Regions from separate parts of the Homo sapiens genome. Here region 1 is linked to region 2. Evidence: chromatin contacts called from ENCODE Hi-C or POLR2A ChIA-PET data. All regions are on one chromosome and are shown on one strand. The core of a region is the stretch at or near the end of the contact, and the rest is flanking DNA. Distances in the headings are between cores, read along the strand shown.

Region 1 (4,236 bases), core at 333-2,832, 48 kb after region 2:
AATGCTTCTTGTCCCTGATCTCATCCTATCTCCTCAAAATTCACTTCTGCCTATATTTAAAGACCCATACCAGATCCCTAGGCACAGCTTCCTGTAAGGAGCACACCACAGTTCTCACAGGGCCAGAGATCCCATGATCATCGGATGCGCATTCTCTGAAAGTAAGGGACATGCATTTGAGGACACAGGAATGAGTTCAGGGGACAAGAAGGGTATCTGGGACTCGCAGAAAAGAAATGTTAAGTTTCATTTATTGTCAGAATCAGCCTGGTTTCTTCTGGACCTGGTGTCTAATTTTATTTCAGCTGCTGCTTTGTGGATGTTGGGCTCTGTAGCCATTTACAAGTCCAGAGGGACCTGGGATGTGGTATGGTTTGAACCCACAAAACTGTTCTCTATTCCTTTGGAGAAGTGCTGAGCTGTGGCTGGGGAAGGCAGGCTTGGATACCAACTCAGCAACTAGCACACCAAAAAGGCACTTTCCCCTTACTGGGTCTCCAAGGATCTTGGCTGGTTGAGAGAGGGATAAGCCGGTTCCTCCAGCCCACATGGTCCTCTTCTTCCGCTCACAGTATCAATAATTGTCAAGATGTGCATAAAAGTGCATTGACCTAGTTGGAGGTTTCATAAATATAAATAAATTAAATGCTTATGCCTAAGGATGCCTGGGTAAGCATGGGGGAGAAAGAGAGAGAGTTACTCATGCTTGGATGGACAGTGAAGGGGACCCTCAGGCCTGCCAAGTGCAAACCAGAGAGTGCCAGGCTGTAAGGGAGAGGGGAATATCCGCAGGGCCCTGCCAGGAAGCCGGGCCCCTCCAGCTCCGGGGAAGGCTGGGCCTGAGTGCTCCTACTGTGTGCCCCAGTCCACGGGCTGTGGTGTCTGCGTAGGGATATTGACCCCTCAGTTCTCAGGCTGTGCCCTGAAGTAAATAAAGTTGAAGCACAAGAAGCCTGAGTGGGAGAAACATGGAATGATTTCAGTATTGATTTCCAAGAGGGAAAGAGGACAAAAGAATGCTAACAGCACTTCATGCTTTCAAAGTGTTTTCATAACATGATCCCATTTTATTCTCACAATGTGGCATAGGAGACAGGGATATTATTATTATTATTATTATTATTATTGTAGCACTAGCATTCCCATTTTAGAGATGAGAACATTGAGGCCCAGAGAGGTGAAGACATTTATGCAAGGTCACCCAGTAACCAGGTGGTTATCTAGTTCAAGAAACCATGGCCTTTCCCCTCCGCATGCTGATGGGCGGGGCCTGGACAGGTCTGGGACCCTCTCCCCTGGCCTCTTCTTCCCTACCCATTGTCAGTGCAGCTTCCCTTACCAGCCACTTGCACTGAAGACCCCTTGCCTCTGGTGTTCCCCCTTCCAAGTCCTCCCTGCACACTCCTCTGCCAGGCAGGTCTTAAACATGGCTTGTACCCCTCTGCTCAAGATCCTTCCTCAGCTCCCCTTCACCTATAGAACACTAGCCAATGTCTAAATCTGACAGTTTAGGCTTCGTGGTCTGACCTCATCTCGCTCCGCAAGAATCCCCTGCCCATCCAAATCTGAACGCCTGCCAGCCTTCTAGGCTCAGCTGCAGCCCCACCTCCTTGGGGATGCCTTCCCTGATTAGCCCGGCCTACGCGGCTCTCTCTTCTCCAGTCCCTGCCACAAGCGCCATTACCCTCCGTTCTGCATTGCTAGCCACCCCTCTCCCTGTGCAGGTCTGCCCTCCCCCCATCAGCCCCGGAGCCCTTGGGGAGCAGAAGCATCTGACACGCTTGACCAGATTAGGCCTGGAGAGAGCCTGGCTCCATCCCCGCCTAGCTTTGTGACCTGGGTCATTGTCCTGCCCTCTCTGCATCTTCATCCACAGAATGGGAGGAGGCTGAATCCACGAATGTCAGAAGTCCTTTCCAACTCCCACATTCCTTGTGATCATGGACCCCATCAGACCCTGGTGTGAAAGACTGATTCACTTTAGCGTTGCTCTTCTCCAGAAATTTGCATTTTAACAGGCACAATGCTTTCGGCCAAAGAAAAGAAGCTCTGACATTTGGAGTTGTGGGGGCAGGCTTCCTGGTACCCCTGTACACGGCCTGCAGGGGGTCATCTCCTCACGGCCAAAGGCCAAGTCTGCTTTGTGGAGATTTTCCTACTCCCCACCCCCTCCTCTCCTACCCCCCTGTGCAATATTAAGGGATCCTCGGGGAACTAAGAAAATAGAAACACATTTAAATTCTTTTCTGCTTCTGTCCCCTTGCATTCAGATGACTGACTCATGCTTGCCTCATCTCCCGGTCTCTAACTTTGGGCTCTAGCCCCAAGGGGCAGGGACGATGTCTTTGTTCTAGCTCCATTTTTGTGCCAGATCCTCAGACACTGGGATTCTTGGTCTGATTCCCCATCTGCCTCCACCCAGCCCCACCACCGGGATACAGTCCTTCCTATCAGCTTCTCAGGAGCCAGTGTCTACCCAAGATGGGATGTTTAGGAGGAAAAAACCAATCCCAAAGCAAAACTCAAAGCAAGCTTGTTTGTCTGCATTCAGGCCTGTATCAAGGAGTTGCATGGCACCAGGTTTGCCCAAATCCAGAGTCCTTCAAGGATGTCTGGCATCAACACTTGCTCGGCACAAAACTAGATCACTACTGTCTTGACCTTTGAGTCCTCAGAGCAAAGTTCTCAGCGCCTGGGTAGCTGCCGGCAGCTTTGCTAATTGTTCTGTGTTCCAAGTCAGGAAAAATCAGGCATGTGCATCACCTGAAGTGTTCAGCCACTTTGGTTGGTTTTGTTTTTTAAGGTGCCAAGTTGAAGTGGACACTTGGGTTGGTTTTGAACGGCTGTGAACGTTGCTTGCTACATTTGAACAGAGAGGATGTGGCATATTCAACTGCAATATAGTGGCATAGAGCATGGGCTCTGGGCAAGTGACTCAGTCTCCTTTTCTGTAAAATGGCTTAACAGGAGTACCCACCTAGTTCACAGAGTTGTTGGGGAGATCAATAGGATCATACAAGGAAAGTACTCAGAATGATACTTGGCACAGGACAAGTGTCCAATACATATTAGCTCTTATGATTATAACATGACTTGAAGGCATCGAAAATATTCCCAGTTAGTAGTGAATGGCCTGAGTCTTTGCTACAGTCTGATTTTGACGATCTCTGTCCAGATTATCCTTGTAAATATTATCTCCCAGGATTATTCAGGGCCTCCTCTCTTCATAGTCATTCAATCCTTCCACGTGACTCGCCTCATTTTGATACTCAGCAAAATGGAATTAGGAATTCATACTTTCTGTCCCCCAAAGTGCACTTCAAATCAAATGGAAAGGATTTGGGGGGTTTTCTGCTATTTTTTTTCTTTTTTTTTGAGATGGAGTCTTGCTCTGTCACCAGGCTGGAGTGCAGTGGCATGATCTCAGCTCACTGCAACCCCAGCCTCCCGGGTTCAAGCAATTCTCTTGCCTCAGCCTCCTGAGTAGCTGGGACTACAGGCGCCCACCACCACGCCCAGCTAACTTTTGTATATTTAATAGAGATAGGCTTTCACATGTTGGCCTGGGTGGTCTCCCTCTCCTGACCTTGTGATCCGCCCACCTCGGCCTCCGAAGTGCTGGGATTACAGGTGTGAGCCACCACACCTGGCTTATCTGCTATTTTAAATGAGCAGTTTCAGTTCCTACAAATATATCTGTAAGCATGTATAAATCAGAACAGCACTGGTATTTAAGGGATGCCATCAGGACGATGGGGGTGTGACCCAATTGCTTGCTAATGGAACCCCTGTTGATCCTCACTCACTGCAATGCAGGATGTAGCTGGCTGAGGAGGGTGGGAGAACTGGTGCCTCTGTCTGGGAGCACAGAGAGGAGGAGTCGCCAGGGCCAGGGACCCACTCACTCCTGGAGGCGCCGCTGAAATGTCGTGGAGAACTTCTTGGCCATTTTCCTGTCAGAATGAATCGCACCTTTCCATGCTCTCACAGTATTTTTGTTGATACCATGCGCCTTGCACTGACTGTCCTGCTGAGGACCCTGAGGGCAGCATGGTCTCTGATTCACCCGGGATCTGCAGCATCCAGCACCATGCCTGTTGCAGGGGGCCCTCCATAAATGTTTGCTGCTAAAGGCATGAGGGCCCTTGATGGGATCTGCCACTTCCAGGACCCTAGAATGAGGGAATCCGAGGATACCCTGGACCAATCCCTCCTTTTGCAGATCTAGGAAATAGG
Region 2 (4,583 bases), core at 1,995-4,494:
GGGAAAAAGAGGGTGAGTCTCGTAGCCTCATTATTTGAAAATGAAAACATAGCAAAGAGGTCTTCCTTGGTGGTTTCAGTACCTGATTTCTTTAATCTCTTTCTCTGATTTCCCTGAGTACACAGGGGGCTCCTCCATCTGCGGTGGGGCGTGCCAAGTTCCAGGGATGGCCTGGTGTCCTCCCTTCCCAGCCTGCCCCGTTCTCCCCAGGCCCTCTCCCCTACCTGTCACAGAGAGGCGTGCCCCATTGCTCTGCCGGGTCTCCCCGCTATACTTGTGCTTGGTGATGCAGCGATAGGTGGAGAGGGCGTCCTCCTTCTGTACGTCAGAGATGTACAGCCCGCCGTGGTAGGTAATAAAAAACCTGTGTTCTGGAGACACAATCAGGACATAGTTCGTTACTTCCCGGTTTCGTACAGCCTCAGAGGCAGGGTAGCGTCTCTGACAGATGAGGATTTTCACACACAAACAAAATGACAAATAGAAATGGTAGTAATTGTTCCTTTCAGTGTAGATGCTCCAGGGTTTAACAGAAAGAAGCTGGGCTTTAGAGTTAGACTGAGATCTGGGTCCCGATCTGGCTTTTCTACTTATGGGCTGTGTGACCTTGGGAAAGTTACTTAACCTCTCTGAGCCTTATCTGTACAATAGGATACAAATAATTGGGTGGGTGTACAGATTTAAAAAATGGGGCCAGGTGTGGTGGCTCGCACCTGTAATCCCAATGCTTTGGGAGGCTGAGGCAGGAGGATCACTTGAGACCAGGAATTGGAGTTGGAGACTAGCCTGGGCAATATAGGGGGAGACCCTGTCTATTAAAAAAAAAAAAAATTAAACAATTAGCTGGGTTTGGTAGGGCACGCCGGTAGTCCCAGATACTTGGGAGGCTGAGGCAGGAGGATTGCCTGAGCCCAGGAGGTCAAGGCTGCAGTGAGCCATGATCACACCACTGTACTCCAGCCTGGGTGACAGTGTGAGACTCTTGTCTCTAAAAAAGTAAAAATAAAAATAATAAGGTGTCTGGTGCAGAATAAGCCCTCACTAAGTGAATATTAGTTCTCATCTTTCCTACCTCTTTGCAAGAGTTTGCAAAACTCTTTCATATTCCTTGCTCATTGGCTTTTACAACTGTTCGAGATGCTAACTCTATTTTACAAAGAAGGAAACTGAGGCTTGTAGTAAAGTAACTGGCCCAGGTCGCACAGCCAGGAAGTGGACTGGAACTTCTGACTCCCAGTTGTCCTTCTGCATGGAATTATACATAAGCCTCCATCCCCTTCTCTCAATTTAAATCCTTTATTCACTCAACAAATGATTATTGAGGCAAAGCTATACCAGGATGGGGACAAGGAGGGGCAGATACACAAAAATCATTCAAACAGTTCTCAAACACCCGTTGTGTGCAAGGCAGTGAAGAGGACAGGCACGGTGCTCTATGTCTCCTGCCACTGCCACAGCCATCTCTGCCCCGACTGTTGGGACCTAGCAGGAGAGCAGGAAGCACAGGTGGCAGCGTGCCCACTTTGCAGATTGCCACACAAGACCCCCCACTCCATCCCAGAGGGGAAGTGGATTTCCTTGTCTAAGGTCCTAAGGCTCACCCTGACCTTGAGCTGATAAAGGCTGATTTAAAGGAGAAAACTGGACTTGAGGGTTGGGGGGCGGGGTTTGCACTAGACTCCCTAAGCTCATGGATGTGTCCTCCCACTGAGGCCAGACTGAGATGGAGAGGAGAACACTGGGGTCCTCTGCCTCCTCTTTGGGGATTTCCCAGGCAGACCCGGAGGGCCCAGGCTGCCATTTCCATGGGAGGGGGCCTTGGAATCAGGATACTGATAGTGACTTCAAAGCTGCAGGGGAGAGGGTCATGCTGAACCCACAGGAAGAACCCGATAGCACCACATGTCAGGCTGGCAGAGGGAAACATTTTGGGCAGTTCCATGCCCTTCTAGCCCTATTATTTAGAGGTCTGCTACCTGAGGCCTAAGTGACATCCCCTCAGCCAAGATGAGAGCTCTGCTCTTGTGAGGAATATTCTGTGGTATCCCACCCATCTCCCTCCACCATCCCAAGCACAAGTCCAAGATTCTCAGCACCTGGAGGTGGGGACCTCACCGTAGGGCACCTTCTGCCACTGGAGGCCGTAGAACTGCAGGGCTGAAAAGCTGAGTGCACGACGATATCTTTGACAAAGGTTCATCAGCCTTCGTTTGAATATCTCTGGGGCTGGGGAACTCCCTCCCTCACTCAGCAGCCCATTCCAAAGTTGACTTTTAGATCAGTCTTCCTTGGTGACCACTGATCTTCTTGGCGCTCCCTCTGTGTGTCCTGCTTTGACTCACTGGTGCCCCGCTGAACCAGCCGAAACCCGTGTTCCTGACATACTCCCTCATACACTGGAAGGCAGCTGTGATGCCCTTTGAATTTTCTTCAGGGTTAACAGCCTTAGGATTTTATTTTCATTTTATATATTTTTTGAGACAGACTGTCACTCTGCCACCCAGACTGAGTGCAGTGGTGTGATCACAGCTCATTGCAGCCTTGACATCCTGGGCTCAAGCGATCCTCGCACCCCAGCCTCCCCAGTAGCTGGGACCACAGTCATGCACCACCACAACTGGCTAGCTAAAAAAAAATTTTTGTAGAGATGAGGTCTCGCTATGTTGCCCAGGCTGGTCTCAAACTCCTGGATGCAAAGGATCCTTCTGCCTTGGCCCTCCAAAGAGCTGGGATGCCAGGGATTTTATTTTTTAATAGTTATTTATTTAATATAGTTTCAAATAACTTCATCAGTCTGGTCTCTTGCTTCTGAATGAACTTTGGTTTATCTACAATTCCAATTGCCCCTCCCTCCCTCCTTTCTTTCCTCCCTCCCGCACATCTCTGTATAGGACTGGACCTACCATGTGCCAGACACTGTGCCCCACTTTGAGAGCCTCTAAGATTAGACTTAGCCCATCAGAGCAGAGTAGAGCAAGACTACCAACACCCAGCCTCAGCCTGCATCACCTTGTCATGGGGATGGTGTGGGAGGAGGGAGGCACCCCCGTTATACTACTCTCCTTGCAGTCAACTAAAGACCCTGGCCCTGTCTCTGTGAGCTGCTGCCATGCCACTTTCCCTCTCTCTGTCCTTGGACAGTGGTTATGTGGGCCAGAGTCTGGAACTTCCCATTGATCCCGGTTGAGCTACATCTTGTTGGGGATCCTCCCAGATGGGCACTCGGCCATCTGGCAGCCTGCCCGTCTTCTGGAACCTAGAGTTTGTGGACACCCCGCTCTGCCCGGCTCCAGCACACAGACCACAGCCGGGCAGACCCCGCAACTAGGCAGACCCCCACTCGGGGCTGTGGGTGAGGACGAGAAGGAAGGTGGAGGGCGCCAAGCCCTGCAGCTGGCTGTCAGAGGAACCGAGGAAGCACGGAGAAAGCCAGCTCCCCAGTGGACTCTGCATGTGCCGTTTTGTCTCCATGTTGTGACATCCCAAAGTCAAACGCGGAAGCTCTCTTGTAATTTATTATGTAACTGGGACTGGAATGCAGAACTACTGGAGGGCGTTGCTGCCAATCAGAAGTGCCAGTGTCGGGAGGTAGTGATGGTGGGGTGAGGAAAAGCAGGAAAGACACAGAAATCAATGCTCACAGCCGACAGGTGCTCCAGCCCTGGACAGCTAGGACCCTGTGATCTTGCATCTCCCGGCACCTCAAGACAAACAGAGCACTTGGCCCTACGAGGATTTTAAACTAGGGGTGGGGGGTGGGGGGCTGATGCTGCCTTGATGGTTGTGGGGAGCTAGGGTTTCTATAGCAACAAGCAGCTGCTGCATCTGATGTTTCACATCCTTCATTGTCCTCATTTTCCCCTCCCTCCCCCCCTTCTTGTGCATATTTAATTGCAGTAACGTTTTCAGACACAGTGTTTTGCTCCTCCTGAAACAAAGGCAGGCTGCAGCCAGGGGGATGCACAGCGCGAGAGGGGAAGGAGAAATCAGGGGTATGATGTTAGTCCCCTTGGGGGGGCTTGTGCAACATCAGTTCTGCATGTTTGATGAGCATCGGACGGTGGACCCTGCTGGGGAAGGAAGGAGCAAGAGGCATGTGGAGTGAGCCTCATACAGTGTGGAGAGCGGAGGGAGGCCCGGCCCGCTGTTTGGGGATGGAGACGGGCCAGGGTTGGACAACATGGCTGGCCTCCCGGGCTGGCAGCCCATGCTCTGCACCCCAGAGGCAACTAGCCATCCCTGGGAAGGGAGAAGAGTAGCTGGCCCACGTTCTCTGCTTTGAGGCAGGCTGGGTCCCACGGGAGAAGGAAAAAATGGCAGCCAGTACCTCCGGGTCCAGCACCAATCCTGAAGCCACTTGGACAGGTTGGGGGAGGTGGGACATTTGGGGTTGACAGCATAATTTGGGGTTGCTAAGGGCATTTAGTGGTTAGGGGCTTGAGTCACAAAGAACTGTTCCACCCCAAATGCCAACAGTGTCCCTGTGGGTTTAGGCTGGAGGGTGCCATTCCTTTAGGCTGTAAGACCAAGACACAGAGCTACGTTTAAATGCTGACTGTGCCCTTGACATTGCTTGATTGATT

What was found. A loop is a pair of places that touch in the nucleus more often than their neighbours do. ChIA-PET counts read pairs that join two places held with the same protein, here RNA polymerase II (POLR2A). Pooled maps may share reads with other maps.
Region 1: a loop to region 2 is called in a map of head of caudate nucleus, with 2.9 times the contacts of the local background. The contact joins two enhancer-like sites. A Hi-C loop is called at or near these places in 1 of 168 maps with a recorded cell type or tissue (head of caudate nucleus) and 1 of 50 pooled maps. POLR2A ChIA-PET finds 5 or more read pairs at or near these places in 3 of 52 experiments (OCI-LY7, activated CD4-positive, alpha-beta T cell and activated T-cell).

Annotation. Positions count from the first base shown.
Region 1 is chr11:117,581,894-117,586,129 of GRCh38, forward strand. All of the region lies in intron 3 of DSCAML1 (DS cell adhesion molecule like 1), which reads right to left. Among named protein-coding and RNA genes, the nearest start is that of DSCAML1, 210 kb to the right of the region's middle. Within about 2 kb of position 1,583, at least 2 of the 41 ENCODE cell types and tissues checked have a DNase peak (open chromatin) inside an H3K27ac peak, as active enhancers do.
Region 2 is chr11:117,532,152-117,536,734 of GRCh38, forward strand. It overlaps DSCAML1 (DS cell adhesion molecule like 1), which reads right to left. Exons shown (of 33, transcript NM_020693.4): 4 at 225-371. Among named protein-coding and RNA genes, the nearest start is that of CEP164, 210 kb to the left of the region's middle. Within about 2 kb of position 3,245, at least 4 of the 41 ENCODE cell types and tissues checked have a DNase peak (open chromatin) inside an H3K27ac peak, as active enhancers do.